Linked DNA regions of Homo sapiens: region 1 is linked to region 2. A link is an interaction called in ENCODE POLR2A ChIA-PET data of the cell type or tissue named here. Cell type or tissue: A673. All regions are shown on one strand. Links, peaks and the distances in the headings refer to the core of each region. The heading gives the core; the rest is flanking DNA.

Region 1 (7,392 bases), core at 756-5,755, 620 kb after region 2:
AAAGAGGAGCACATTATCTCCTTCGTAAACTCCAATTTTAGAAAAATAAAGCCCAGGAAAAAAGCATTTTAAAAGTAATTTCACCTTATCAGAGTAGCCCCCAACTTCCTCTGAGGCACAGGGTTAGTGGGGGACATGGGGGAGCACACAGGTCCTGCCTATTTTGGGATAGAGAGGAGAAGTGTTGGAAAAAATATTCCAAGAAACGGCCCTGTCACGTAGATCATAGGTGATCCTAGCTGTTTGTAAAGTGAAAACGTATGGCTTGTGTATTAATCACGTAGAAGAATCGAGAGAGGGCTGGGTGCAGTGGGTCATGCCTATAATCCCAGTGCTTTGGAAGGCCGCGGTGGGGGAGGATCGATTGAGGCCCAGAGTTCAAGACCAGCCTGGGCAACATAGTGAGTCCCTGCCTCCATAAAAAATAAAATAAAAACCGGCCTAGCATGGTGGCTCCCAACTGTAGTCTCAGCTACTCAGGAGGCTGAGATGGGAGGATTGCTTGAGCTCAGCAGTTCAAGATTTCTGTGAACTATGATCATGCCACTGCACTGCAGCCTGGGTGACAGATTGAGACCCTGTCTCTCATAACAATAATAATAATAATAAAAGAGAGGGTATGAGTTTTTAAATCAGTTTTAGGTCCATTAGGGGAACTTTGTGGTCCACTGATGAGCCCTGATCTTTCTTTGAGAATCCTTATCTGGTCCCTTCTTCTATTCATGGAAGACACACATCATGACATCCCTCACACGGCAGTCACCCAGCTCCTGCTTGAACATGTCTGGGCACAGAAGCAGCTGCCTCCCAGGCCTTTCTAAACAGCTCCCATTGAAGGCAGCTTCTGCCTCTTTAACGTCTATTCACTGATCCAGCTTTCACCCTTTGGAGCGTTCCTGAGTTTGTCTAGTTTACTAGCAGTGGTTCCAGAGACATGATTTTAAAGTTTTTGCAGGACTCTGGGGTATCATCTGCTTGAGTCTTAAACTCATTTAAAACATCTATTTTTATTTTTATTTATTTATTTATTTTTTTTTGAGACAAGGTCTTTCTCAGGCTGGAGTGCAGTGGCATGATCTCGGTTCACCGAAACCTCCGCCTCCCAGGTTCAAGTGATTCTCGTGTCTCAGCCTCCCAAGTAGCTGGGATTATAGACGCGTGCCACCACGCCCAGCTTATTTTTGTATTTTCTGTAGAGACAGGGTTTCACCATGTTGGCCAGGCTTGTCTCGATCTCAAGTGATCTGTCCACCTCAGCCTCCCAAAGTGTTGGGATTACAGGCATGAGCCACCGTGACTGGCTTCATTTAAAACATCCAGATCATCTCTTGTGAACTCTATCTAGGACTTTATGCCCTCTTAGGGATGTGTGTTCTCTTCATTCTAGTTGGAAAATTTTTATTTAAAAAAACTAAATGGGGTTGGGCGTGGTGGCTCACGCCTGTAATCCCAGCACTTTGGGAGGCAGAGATGGGTTGATCACGAGGTCAGGAGATCGAGACCATCCTAGCTAACATGGTGAAACCCCATCTCTACTAAAAATACAAAAAAATTAGCCGGGCGTGGTGGCGGGCACCTGTAGCCTCAGCTACTCGGGAGGCTGAGGCAGGAGAATGGCATGAACCCGGGAGGCGGAGGTTGCAGTGAGCTGAGATCATGCCACTGCACTCCAGCCTAGGCGACGGAGAGAGACTCCGTCTAAAAAAAAAAAAAATGCTAAATGGAAATGAAATAGTTCTACTTTTTTCTCTCATTGCCTTACACAAACAGTGGAAGTTTCTACTCATGTAAATTCCTGGACGAGATAGATTGTTAGACTCTGGGTACCAGTTCCATATTCCCAAGAGGGAGAATCTATTGGCTTGCTTTAAAGCTTGGACGTCTTTTACAAAAATAGAGAAAAGATGGCCAAGAGAAGAAAAAGCCAATAAACCTAGCACCCAGACCCCTTCATTTATAATGGATAAACAGAAGTATAATCATGTATACCAAACATTCCACTGGCGGGCTGGGCGTGGCAGCTCATGCCTGTAATCCCAACACTTTGGGAGGCCAAGGTGGGCAGATCACCTGAAGTCAGGAGTTTGAGACCAGCCTGGCCAATGTGGCGAAACCCTGTCTCCACTAAAAATACAAAAATTAGCTGGGCATGGTGTTGAGCGCCTGTAATCCCAGGTACTCAGGAGGCTGAGGCAGGAGGATCACTTGAATCAGGGAGGTGGAGGTTGCAGTGAGCTGAGATTGCACCACTGCACTCCAGCCTGGGCAACAAAGAGTGAAACTCCATCTCAAAAAAAAAAAGAACCTGCCTTTTCCTCTTAACAATATGCCTGGTAAGGCCAGCTTTCCCACGCTCACCACTGAACATGATCCCCAGGCATAAGCAGCAAGTAACCTCTTCATTATTCTTCCTATTCAAATACATCTATTTTTATAAGCTCTTGAATAGTTTGTTCTTTGGGTTTTTGGGACTATTTGTTCAGTCCCATAACCATCGTTTATTTGATTCTGTGTGCCTCCTTCTGTCTGTGTACACATTCTTTATCATCTGTCCTTGGTGTTGTCACCCATGCATGATCCTGCTGTCTTTAGATATTTTCCCATTTCTTTCTCAAAAAAGAGCATCGCTTGTCATTGCTTCTTCAGAATTTTGCTTTTGTGAAGACTTCGTTCCTCTTGAGCCAACTAATCTTTGGAGTGAGATCTATTTCTTTCCCCTGGACATTTTTTTTTTGAGACAGAGTTTGACTTTGTTGCCCAGCCTGGAGTGCAATGGTGTGATCTCGGCTCACCGCAACCTCTACCTCCTGGGTTCAAGTGATTCTCCTACCTCAGCCTCCCGAGTAGCTGGGATTACAGGCATGCACCACCGCGCCCGGCTAATTTTTTGTATTTTTAATAGAGACGGGGTTTCTCCACGTTGGTCAGGCTGATCTTGACCTCTCAACCTCAGGTGATCCGCCCGCCTTAGCCTCTCAAAGTGCTGGGATTACAGGCGTGAGCCACCGTGCCCAGCCTCCCCTGGACATTTTTGACATCTGCTTGGCTGAACCCAGAGCAGGGGATCCAACTCCAAGTGGGCCAGGCCAGGCCTATCCTGGCGCTTTCTGATAATCTGTTGTTTTGCCCATTCCTCTGCCCAGATATAGCAACACACACACACACACACACACACACACACACACACACACACACTGAGACCCTACAGTCAATGGCTCAATGGTTGCCCTAGCGACTATCGTTGGCTTCTTGGTCACAGCAGGCAGTTGAACTGGGGCAAAGACATCTGGTTCAAATCAAGCCAATAGATTTTCTCTCCTGGGAATATGGTACCTTGACTCAGAGTCTATCAGTCTGTCTCTTCAAGGAATTTACATGAGAAACCTCATCTCTACTAAAAATACAAAAAGTAGCTGGGCATGGTAGTGAAGTTTGCAATGAGCCAAGATTGCACTAGTGCACTCCAGCCTGGGTGACAGAGTGAGACTCTGTCTCAAAAAAAAAAAAAAAAAAAAAAAATTGGCAAGCGAGCCCAGATGCATGCAGGTAGCAGAGGAAGCTGCTTTTCAGAGACAGAGGAGAACAAAGCAGATGCAGAAAAGGAGGCAGTGTTGCCCTAGCAGACAGAGCTGCCGCCTTGCCCAGATCCCCTCGGCTCTCATTCACCAGCTTCGTGCATGCTCACAGCCCAGTTCCTGCAAACTCTGTCATTCATGGCCCTCGCCAGCGACTTTCTGAGGATTGCCTTTGGGTGTTGCAGGCATCCCACCCACATGGAGAGCTAGATTCCCCCAGGAGTTTTCTCTTCTCCCCATTACCTCCAGCCCCACCCCTACCCATGGCTGTGACCCTCAGCTGGCTGGTGTGCAAGTGAAAAGGTCCAGCTCCATTGCTTGAGGCAGCACATACCCTGAGGTCTCATTGACACTCCTGAGCTCCCCATTCCCACACTCCTTCACCAGTTTCCCCTGGGAGCACCTCCCTGGAGCATCTCACTTCCACCCGAATCCCTGGCATTTAGGAGAACAGATGTGAAACCAGGCGGCCCAGAGGAATGGAGGCAGTGCCCTGGGCCTGAAGATTGCTAGTTCTCGTCCAGGTCCCTTGGGAGACCCAAAGCTCTTCCAGTTTGTGGCTTCTATGACATACTCCTCAATCTTCAACCAGCTTCCTATGTGGGTTAAATTTCAACCAGCCCATTTCTAAAAACCTTGCTGCAGGCACCCAGCATTCCCCCAGGGCCAGCATCATCTCATCTCCCAGAGGTCTCGGTCTTTCACCGCAACCACTGATTTCCAATTGCCCAGCATCTGGGAGATGAAATTATCAGCAAGGCACGTTTAGAATTTATCAGATGCTTTTCCTGGAAGGTGGTTTCCAGTAGGATTTCTAGACCTTTAAATCACTCATCACGGCTATTTTTGGCCCTGTGTATGCTTTTGCATTTATTTCTAGACATTTAAAGATGAAATATACATTTATTTACATAAAATAAATAGAAATTTAATATAAATATTTTATAAGTAAATCTGTATTACATAGGTGTGTATTATTCTTGTCCTAGAACAAAATTTTTACTATAATTAATGGCTTTAAAAATATTCTTTTAACGGAAAGTTCATGTCTTTTGCCCACTTATCCAAAAGTCTATTTATAGAAAAAAAACAAGCCCACGTTCCTTATTTGGTATCTGTGCTTCTTCCTTCTTCTACTCTAGCCTGCCTGAAAGATATTTTTGTTGCTGATATGAAGGGGTTTTTTTTGTTGTTGTTCTTTCCTAAAAGCCATGGACTTCATTAGATATTAATTATCAGGTTCCTCCCTGGCTGTGATGAAAAGTAATATTGCTTAATAGACTTTTCTGTCTATAGAGTAGCTGTTTCCATTATAAAGAGAATACATTATACAACAATTATCAATATAGAAAATCAGAAAGAAATGAGGGAAATCACCCTTAGACCTGCCAGAAGCCATATTTCCAAATAAGTACCTCACTTCCCAGGCTTCAGCATCCTTCTTAATGAAATAAGGGAGTTGACCCAAAAGACCCCAGTGATTCTTCAAAATACTCAAAAAGAACATACTGGGGCTGGGTGCGGTGGCTCACGCCTGTAATCCCAGCACTTTGGGAGGCCGAGGTGGGCGGATCACAAGGTCAAGAGATCGAGACCATCTGGGCCAACATGGTGAAACCCCCTCTCTACTAAAAATACAAAAAAAAAAAATTACCTGGGTATGGTGGTACATGCCTGTAGTCCCCAGCTACTCAGGAGGCTGAGGCAGCAGAGTTGCTTGAACCTGGGAGGCAGAGGTTGCAGTGAGCCGAGATTACACGCCACTGCACTCCAGCCTGGTGACAGAGCGAGATTCTGTCTCAAAAAAAAAAAAAAAAAAGATCCTGGAAGGAAACATTGGCCACGTGTTGACTTGGAGAAGCACAGGACTAGAAACCAGTTCTCATTCCTCATCCAGTCCTTTTCCTTTTTCTGTAGGGCTTTCTTCTTTTCCACGTTCTCCCCAACTGTCTCTTTTGTTTCCAGCTGTTCCTGTTTTTTTGTTTTTGTTTTTTTTTTTGAAAGAGTTTCATTCTGTCACCCAGGCTGGAGTACAATGGCATGATCTCGGCTCACTGCAACCTCTGCCTCCTAGGTTCAAGCAGTTCTCCTGCCTCAGCTTTCTGAGTAGCTGGGATTACAGGTGCCTGCCACCACACCCGGCTAGTTTTTGTATGTTTAGTAGAAACAGGGTTTCACCATGTTGGCCAGGCTTTTCTCGAACTCCTGACCTCAAGTGATCCCTCCGTCTCAGCCTGCCAAAGTGCTGGGATTATAGGTGTGAGCTACCACACCCAGCCTCCAGCTGTTATTTTGATTCCCTGATCATCTTTTGACACAATGCTTAGGGGTTCCAAACATGTTCATCCAGCACTCCCAGATCACTGGACTTTATTTTGTCACATGCTGACCACAGGTCCAGAGGGCCCTTTGCGTAGCACCTGCATGTAATAAGGTATCAGTACATGCTTGCTAAGTGGCTGGATAATCAAAAGCAGAGAAAATATACAGAAGTTGACCGGGTGCGATGGCTCATGCCTGCAATCCCAGCACTTTGGGAGGCCAAGGCAGATGGATCACTTGAGGTCAGGAGTTCGAGATCAACCTGGCCAACATGGCGAAACCATCTCTACTAAATATATATATATTTAAATTAGCCAGGCATGCTGGTGTGCCTGTAATCCCAGCTACTTGCACGGCTGAGGCAGGAGAATCACTTGAACCCAGGAGGCAGAGGTTACAATGAGCTGAGATCGTGCCAATGCATTACAGCCTGGGCAACAAAGCAAGACTCTGTCTCAAAAATAATTTATATATACATTTTATTTATATATAAATTTTATTATATGACATATTTATATATAAATACAATGTATATATAAATAAAATTTATATATATAAAAATTTATACATATACAAATAAAATTTATACATATATATGTCATTTGTAATTCAGTCATCATGACAATTCCAAAATGGAGGTGCTACAGCACAGTACTGATTTCAGTAACTCTAGTGGGAAGTACACTTTTTTTTTTCTTGGAGACAGAGTTCTACTCTGTCTCCCAGGCTGGAGTACAGTGACCCAGTCACAGCTCACTGCAGCCTTTAATGCCTGGGCTCAGTGGGATCCTCCTGCCTCAGCCTCCTGAGTAGCTGGACTACAGGTGTAAGCTACCATGCCTAACCAAAAATAGACATCTTTTTTCACTAACATCTCAGAATGCTGGCGCTTCTTACTATTTTTGGCATTTTACAATTGGCATTGGCCAGGCAGTAAGTGGTCGTTTTTGCCTGTGCATGCACAAATTTGGTCATTACTGTTAATATTATCATTTCAACTTAGTGATGAGCATTGTTGGGACCACATGTGTCGAGCTTGACATTTTATGTTTTCAAAAAATATTGCACTATTATTCAGCCTTGTAATGAAAATACAGTCAATGCAGAAAAACATACAAATAGAGCCGGAGGCCGGGCACAGTGGCTCACACTTATAATCCCAGTGCTTTGGGAGGCTGAGGCAGGAGGATCGCCTGAGGCCAGGAGTTTGAGACCAGCCTGGGCATCACAGTGAAACCTTATCTCAACAAAAAATTTTACAATTAGCCAGTTATGGTGGTACATGCCTGTAGTTCTAGCTACTCAGGAGGTTGAGGCTAGAAAACCACTTAAGCCAAAACATAGAGGCTACAGTGAGATGTGATTGTGCCACTGTGCTGCACCCCAGCCTGAGTGACAGAGTGAGACTTTATTGAAAGAAGGAAAAGAAAGTGGAAAGGAGAGGAGAGGAGGGGGACGGGGATGGGAGTGGGGAGGGGAGAGGAGGGGAGGGGGG
Region 2 (7,392 bases), core at 1,251-6,250:
TTTTTTTTGTTTGTTTAATAGGTTTATGGGGAACAGGTGGTGTTTGGTTTAGTGGTGATTTCTGTGATTTTGGTGCACCCATTACGGGAGCAGTGTACACTGTACCCATTGTGTAGTCTTTTATCCCTCACTCCCCTCCCACCCTTTCCCCTGAGTCCCCAAAGTCCGTTGTATCATTCTTACACCTTTGCATCCTCATAGCTCAGCTCCCACTTATGAGTTGAGAATATAACTGGTTATTTCTATGGGGAAAAAAATTCCAACTCTAGACAGCTTATTAAAAAAACAGGCCGGGCGCGGTGGCTCACACCTGCAATCTCAGCACTTTGGGAGGCCGAGGCAGGTGGATCACGAGGTCAGGAGATCAAGACCATCCTGGCTAACACTGTGAAACCCCGTCCCTACTAAAAAATGCAAAAAATTAGCCGGGCGTGGTGGCGGGCGCCTGTAGTCCCAGCTTCTCGGGAGGCCGAGGCAGGAGAATGGCGTGACCCGGGAGGCAGAGCTTGCAGTGAGCCGAGATACCGCCACTGCACTGCAGCCTGGGCAACAGAGCAAGACTCTGTCTCAAAAATAATAATAATAATAATAATAATTTGGGGTCTACTCAAGACCTGAATATTACCTTGCACGCTGGAACTAGTTAAAAAAGTTAAGGGCTAAATATTACAGATATATTTTACAAGTAATGCTTAATAGTAGATAATTTTCTAAGACTGAATCACAAACCATTGATGTAAACATTGCCAAATTGGCAAATGCGAAAACAATTTTTTGACCAATCAGATACACCATAAATGAACTGAAAAAATAAGCCACAAACTGGAAGAAAATAATTACAGTGCACACAATCAACAGTTTTGTTATCTAGAGAATACACAAAGGCTGAGAAGAGGAAATTCATTGCTTTTTTCTTCTTTAAGATGGGGTCTTGCTCTGTCATCCAGGCTAGAGTGCAGTGACATGATCTCAGCTCACTGCAGCCTCCCAAGTAGCTGGGACTACAGGCACGCACTACCACACCTGGCTAATTTTTGTGTTTTTTGGTAGAGATAGGGTTTTACCATGTTGCCCAGGCTGGTCTTGAACTCCTGGGCTCAAGGGATCCTCCCACCTAAGCCTCCCGAAGTGCTGGGATAACAGGTGTGCACCAGCAGGCCCAGTCAGGAAATTCGTAAAAGAGGGATCTGAAATAGCTAATGAACCCTGCTAAGTCTCAATAAAAACAAGTGTAATTGTGGAATACAAGTTGTCCAGAAGTTTGACAGTATCAATTGTTAATAAAAGATGTGGAACTGAGAGGACGCTTATTCCACCCCCAGGGCACTTCACACATTTTTGTGAAATAACGGAGACCTCCACTTAAACTTCACATAGTTTATGCAACAGCTGTGCAGAGCGCAGCTTGTTTGGTAATTTTCTTTTTTTCTTTTTTTAGACAGAGTCTCGCTCTGTCGTCCAGGCTGGAGTGCAGTGGTGTGATCTTGGCTCACAGCGAGCTCCACCTCCCAGGTTCACGCCATTCTCCTGCCTAAGCCTCCTGAGTAGCTAGGACTACAGGTGCTCGCCACCACACCCGGCTAATTTTTTTGTTTTTGGGGTTTCACCATGTTAGCCAGGATGGTCTCGATCTTCTGACCTCGTGATCCGCCTGCCTCAGCCTCCCAAAGTGCTGGGATTACAGGCATAAGCCACCGCGCCTAGACTTGTTTGATAATTTTTTAGTACTATTTGAAGATAGTAATAACAATTTCATGCCTAGACTCATGCTTGTCAAAGAAAAGATGTAATAATCTCATCAAAGCAAATTTTATAGGAGGAAAAAATTGGAAACAACCAAAATGTTTATCAGCTAGACAGTGGGTAGTATGTTTATATAATGGAATGCTATTAAATAAACTGAAATCCTTATGTGTTGAGAAAAAAGCAAATTGCCGAGGTACATATATTATGAAACCATTTATTATATAAAAAATCAAATCTTGAAATAGTACTATAATTTTGTATAGAGATATGGAAATCTGTAGTTCAAGTGTGAAAAAACAATTGCGGAATGAGAAACATTTGTGATGTTGCTTCTTACCTCTGGTGATGGGGAGAATGTAATCGGATTTGGGAATTTCATAGGAGGGTTTGACTTAATGAATGTTGCTTTTTAAAGAAACGATAAAAGCAAATATAACAAGGTTAAAATTTAACAAACCAGGTTTTGGGGGCACAGACAAATAATTGTTTTGTCTTGTTCTCTTACAGGCAAAGTAAAATCTTAAAATTCTTGTTTATAAATAGTGATATGGATAAGATAAAGTCACAGTCTTCGGGTATGAAATAATTGTTTACTTTAGTTCCTCAGATGTTAGCAATGATGGTTGATTTGGAAGAAGATGAGGACTGGGCAAATGCAGATGAACTAGAAGATGATGATTTTGACAGGTAATCAAACATTGTGTCCAGGGTGGCAGTGAAAGCCCTAGGGCTCCACGGTCCATCTCTTCACTATTGCACCCTGTAACCTGAAGGTAAACTTTTAAGCCTGGAATATGGGGCACTTTGCCTTGCTGTTGTATTTATTGCTGTGTCACATGTTATAAGTAGTATTTTCTTTAGTTTTCATGTATAATTTATATTAATAAAATTTATGTTTCTTGGAAGTTCATAAAAATATTTTAATAGTTAATACATAAAGTTGTATTTTATAATCAGGAACTGAAAGATACCTACAACAACAAACAAGGAAGTTTTTCTTTTTTAAAAAAAAGTATGACATGAAAACAGCAAATAAAGTAGCTATGTTTTTTGTTTGGTTTTGAGACGGAGTCTCGCTGTGTCGCCCAGGCTGGAGTGCAGTGGCGCGATCTCGGCTCACCGCAAGCTCCGCCTCCGGGGTTCACGCCATTCTCCTGCCTCAGCCTCCCGAGTAGCTGGGACTACAGGCACCTGCCACCACGTCCAGCTAATTTTTTGTATTTTTAGTAGAGACGGGATTTCACCATGTTAGCCAGGATAGTCTCGATCTCCTGACATCATGATCCGCCCGCCTCGGCCTCCCAAAGTGCTGGGATTACAGGCGTGAGCCACCGCACCTGGCCAAGTATCTATGTTTTTAACTGTCGTACTCTAAATTATTTCCAAGTTTTTTGTTGTTTTTGTTTTTGTTTTTAGTTTGAATATCTTTTAAAACGTGTATAAAGCAGCTTTTTTGTGATAAATGCTTTTACAGGCAGAGACTTCCCTTAGAATAATTGTTTCAACAAAATTCCCTGCAATACACATCATATTTTCCTAGTAAAAAGCAGTTTAACTTTAGGATAGGCAGCATCCAGTGGTGAAAAGATGAGAGTCAACTGGGTAGAGTATTACTATTGTACTTATTTATTTCAGCTTAGGAAGTCCCATGAATACAGGAAAAGTCAACCAAAATCTGTATTCACTGTGCAGTAGTAATGATGGCCCCTTACATGTATGTGAAACATAGCACCTCTGAGCTCTGTTACTTTAATCAACTTTATTAGCAGTCCCAGAGGTGTATTATATTACAGTTGCAGAAAGGGAGATTGAAGATTGAGTGATTTGTCTGAGGTTATGTAGCCAGTTAATGGACTGGGGTTAATTACCATTGTTTTCATTCTTCCCAGTGCATTATACTACCACCTTTTCTTTAAAAAAGCTGAAATTGGCTGGGTGCAGTGGCTCACACCTGTAATCCCAGCACTTTGGTGGGCAGAGGCAGGCAGATCACCTGAGGTCAGGAGTTCGAGACCAGCCTGACCAACATGTTGAAACCCCGTCTCTATTAAAAATACAAAAATTAGCCGGGCCTGGTGGCAGACACCTATAATGCCAGCTACTCGGGAAGCTAAGCGAGGAGAATCTCTTGAACCTGGGAGGTGGAGGTTGCAGTGAGCTGAGATCACGTCATTGCGCTACAGCCTGGGCAACAGAGCAAGACTCCATCTCAAAAAAAATAAAAAGCTGAAATTATTCTCCTGAAAGACTTGGAGTCAGTATAAACTACTAGGTTAATAAAAGTAAAAATTAAAGATTTTTGGCTTTAGAATATATATGCATTTTTGAGACTTAATCCCATTGTTAAAAATGACTGATTTCTGGCTTTAATACTGTCTTGAAGTATATGAAAGTAATCTTTCACTGGAAATCACCTGATAACGGCTGAAGAGAAGACCAGGGCTAGGTCGAATTTCCTTTTTGGTTCAGTTACTGTAATGTGCTGCTACCTGTCCTTTCATTTGCCCTGCAAATGGCACTTAAATTTATACAGTTTAAGAAACTTTGTTTTCTAAACTAGATGAATAAGATTTTCTCATTTGTGAAACAGCATAAATATATTTTCAGGGTGAGATTTTTTTAAGTCTAAAAACCTGTTCTGAAGATAATTTATAGTTTCATTTTTATAGTATTGTCTTTACATAGTAAAGATAATGCACATGAAATACACTACTGATCCTCCAGTTCTAAGCCAGGATAAGTCCAAATGCTTTTATGCCCACATTCCTTTGGCTTTCAGAGAAGACAATAGAATTGAGTTTCACATAGCTATGCATAGTTTTTGGCAGTGCAGTTTGCACCCCTTTAAGGGTGAATAAACTCACAGTGGGGAAGATTATACATTCTCTGCACCCTTTTCAGTTTTCTATGTTCTGTTCATTGATAGGTTTGAAGACTGTATTTCTAGGAAATGAAATACATGAGGCTCTTTCAATACTGCTTTTACTGGAGTGTTGAAAGTGTCAGAAGCTATTTCTGAGAACAGTTTTTAGCCAGTAGCGGGTGGGGGTGGTCTTGAAAAATAAGATTCAGGCTGGGCACAGTGGCTCACGCCTGTAATCTTAGCATTTTGGGAGGCCCAGGCGGGCGCATCACAAAGTCAGGAGATCAAGACAATCCTGGCTAACATGGTGAAACCCCGTCTCTACTAAAACTACAAAAAAATTAGCCAGGCGTGGTGGCGGGCACCTGTAGTCCCAGCTACTCGGGAGGCTGAGGTAGGAGAATAGCATGAAGCTGGGAGGCGGAGCTTGCAGTGAGCCGAGATCGTGCCACTGCGCTCCAGCCTGGGTGACAGAGCGAGACTCTGTCTCAAAAAAAAAAAAGAAAAATAAGAATCAGGCATGACTTTCTAAACTATGGTGGATCATGATAAAAACATTTACTCTTTTTTCTTTTCTAAGCTGCAGAGTTTTTAACCCCTAATTTCAATTCCACATTTAAAGACAGCTTGAATTCTTTCTCAGTCTTAGTTTAATAATAATATGGTTAGAAGTATGTCTGTAGAGTATACTATTTCTTTTGTGTTTCAGATATATTGAGTACATAATTCTGTTTATGTGTTTAGCAATGCAGTTGCAGGCGAGAGTGCTCTAGATCGAATGGCTTGCGGACTTGGTGGAAAGCTCGTTCTGCCGATGATCAAGGAACACATTATGCAAATGCTTCAAAATCGTAAGCTGTGTCCTTCAAATGCTAGAAGAGTGAAGTTGTGCCCTTTCTAAAGCTTAAATTCTAAGATATGTTTAGACTGTTAAAAATTAATCTTTGTCTTTTTATCATCCATATTTAACCCAATTCATTTATTTTACCGATAAAATTGTCAATCCCAAAGAAAATGTACAGATTTACTTCCTAGCCAAAAGTATTTAGATTTGAATTTGAAAATGATGTTATTATTTGAATTTTTATGGAATATTAGAATGTTTGAATCATATACTCTTCTTTCACCCAATATCTTTTATTTTTAAAAGAAGAAACTCTATCTAATGTTATCAAAAGAGAAACCACTTCTTTCTTTCTGTTTTTGCCCCTGACGGAGGTGATGGTGGAAGCCCACCTGCCCTGGAGGGCAGCTGTTGTTGTTGACACAGGATTTCGCCATGTTGCCCAGGCTGGTCTCAAACTCCTGGCCTCAAGCAGTCCTCCTGCTTCAGCCTCCCAGAGTGCTTAGATTATAGGCATGAGCTACCACACCTGGCCATCCTTCCTTTTTATTTCTATGAATATTTCAGTTACCTTTGTACCTGTAATATATATATCAATCCCAAAGTTTATTGTTGTATGTGTTTTATTTTCATTTGTGTTTTTTAATTATAAAGTTAATGTGTTCTTTTGTTAAATTAAAATTCAGAAGTATTAAGTTAGAAATTTGTTTGTTTTTTGGTGGAATCTCGCTCTGTTGCCCAGGGTAATGTGATCTCAGCTCACCGCAGCCTCCACCCACTGGATTCAAGCGATTCTCCTGCCCTAGCCTCCTGAGTAGCTGGGACTACAGGCACATGCCACCACGCCCAGCTATTTCGAGACAGAATCCCACTCTGTCAAACAGGCTGGAGTGCAGTGGTGCAATCTTGGCTCACTACAATGTTCACCTCCCAGTTTCAAGCAATTCTCCTGTCTCTGCCTCCCAAGTAGCTGGGATTACAGGCATACACCACCACACCCAGCTAATTTTTGTACTTTTAGTGGAGATGGAGTTTCTCCATGTTGGCCAGGCTGGTCTCAAACTCCTAACCTCAAGTGATCCGCCCACCCTGGCCTCCCAAAATGCTGGGATTACAGGCATGAGCCACTGCACCCGGCCTAATTTTTGTATTTTTAGTAGAGACGGGGTTTCGCCATGTTGGCCAGGCTGGTCTTGAACTCCTGACTTTAAGTGATCCACCCGCCTCAACCTCCCAAAGTGCTGGGATTACAGGTGTGAGCCACCGCGCCTGGCCTGATACATACTTTTAGAATCAAGTAGTCACGCACTTTTTCTGTTCATTTTTCTAAAAAGTAAATATACAAATGTTTTGTTTTTTGTTTTTTTTGTTTGTTTGTTTCTGTTTTTTTTTTGAGACAGAGTCTCGCTCTTTCGCCCAGACCAGAGTGCAGTGGCGCGATCTCGGCTCACTGCAAGCTCCGCCCCCCCGGGTTCACACCATTCTCCTGCCTCAGCCTCCCGAGTAGCTGGGAATACAGGCGCCTGCCACCGTGCCCGGCTAATTTTTTGTATTTTTAAGTAGAGACGGGGTTTCACCACGTTAACCAGGATGGTCTCGATCTCCTGACCTTGTGATCCGCCCGCCTCAGACTCCCAAAGTGCTGGGATTACAGGCGCGAGCCACCGCGCCCGGCCTATACAAATGTTTTTATATTATATATACATATACCCTTTTCAAAAAAGTTTTGTTACTCTTTTCCAAATAAGAACTTTTATACATCTCCCTCTACCAGAATGACATGTTTATAGTGTGTAATTGCTATTCCATCTGTAATTTTTTTCGGTAGCTGACTGGAAATACCGGCATGCAGGATTGATGGCCTTATCTGCCATTGGTGAAGGGTGCCACCAGCAAATGGAAGGAATTCTAAATGAGATCGTAAATTTTGTTTTACTTT

The links. Peaks named below come from ENCODE experiments on the same cell type or tissue, not always from the same donor. Only the 100,000 strongest peaks of a DNase experiment are listed, where the experiment ranks them.
Region 1: POLR2A ChIA-PET joins it to region 2 with 5 read pairs; 1 of 35 experiments calls an interaction of 5 or more read pairs at or near these places.

What each region holds. Positions count from the first base shown.
Region 1 is chr13:98,618,968-98,626,359 of GRCh38, forward strand. No RefSeq gene overlaps it. Among named protein-coding and RNA genes, the nearest start is that of STK24-AS1, 45 kb to the left of the region's middle. In A673, for the core only: no CTCF peak of the experiment used is centred there; a DNase peak (open chromatin) is centred at 3,264.
Region 2 is chr13:97,995,186-98,002,577 of GRCh38, forward strand. It overlaps IPO5 (importin 5), which reads left to right. Exons shown (of 29, transcript NM_002271.6): 12 at 2,346-2,433; 13 at 5,354-5,460; 14 at 7,282-7,392. Among named protein-coding and RNA genes, the nearest start is that of IPO5, 45 kb to the left of the region's middle. In A673, for the core only: no CTCF peak of the experiment used is centred there; no DNase peak of the experiment used is centred there; H3K27ac peaks cover 1,118 bases.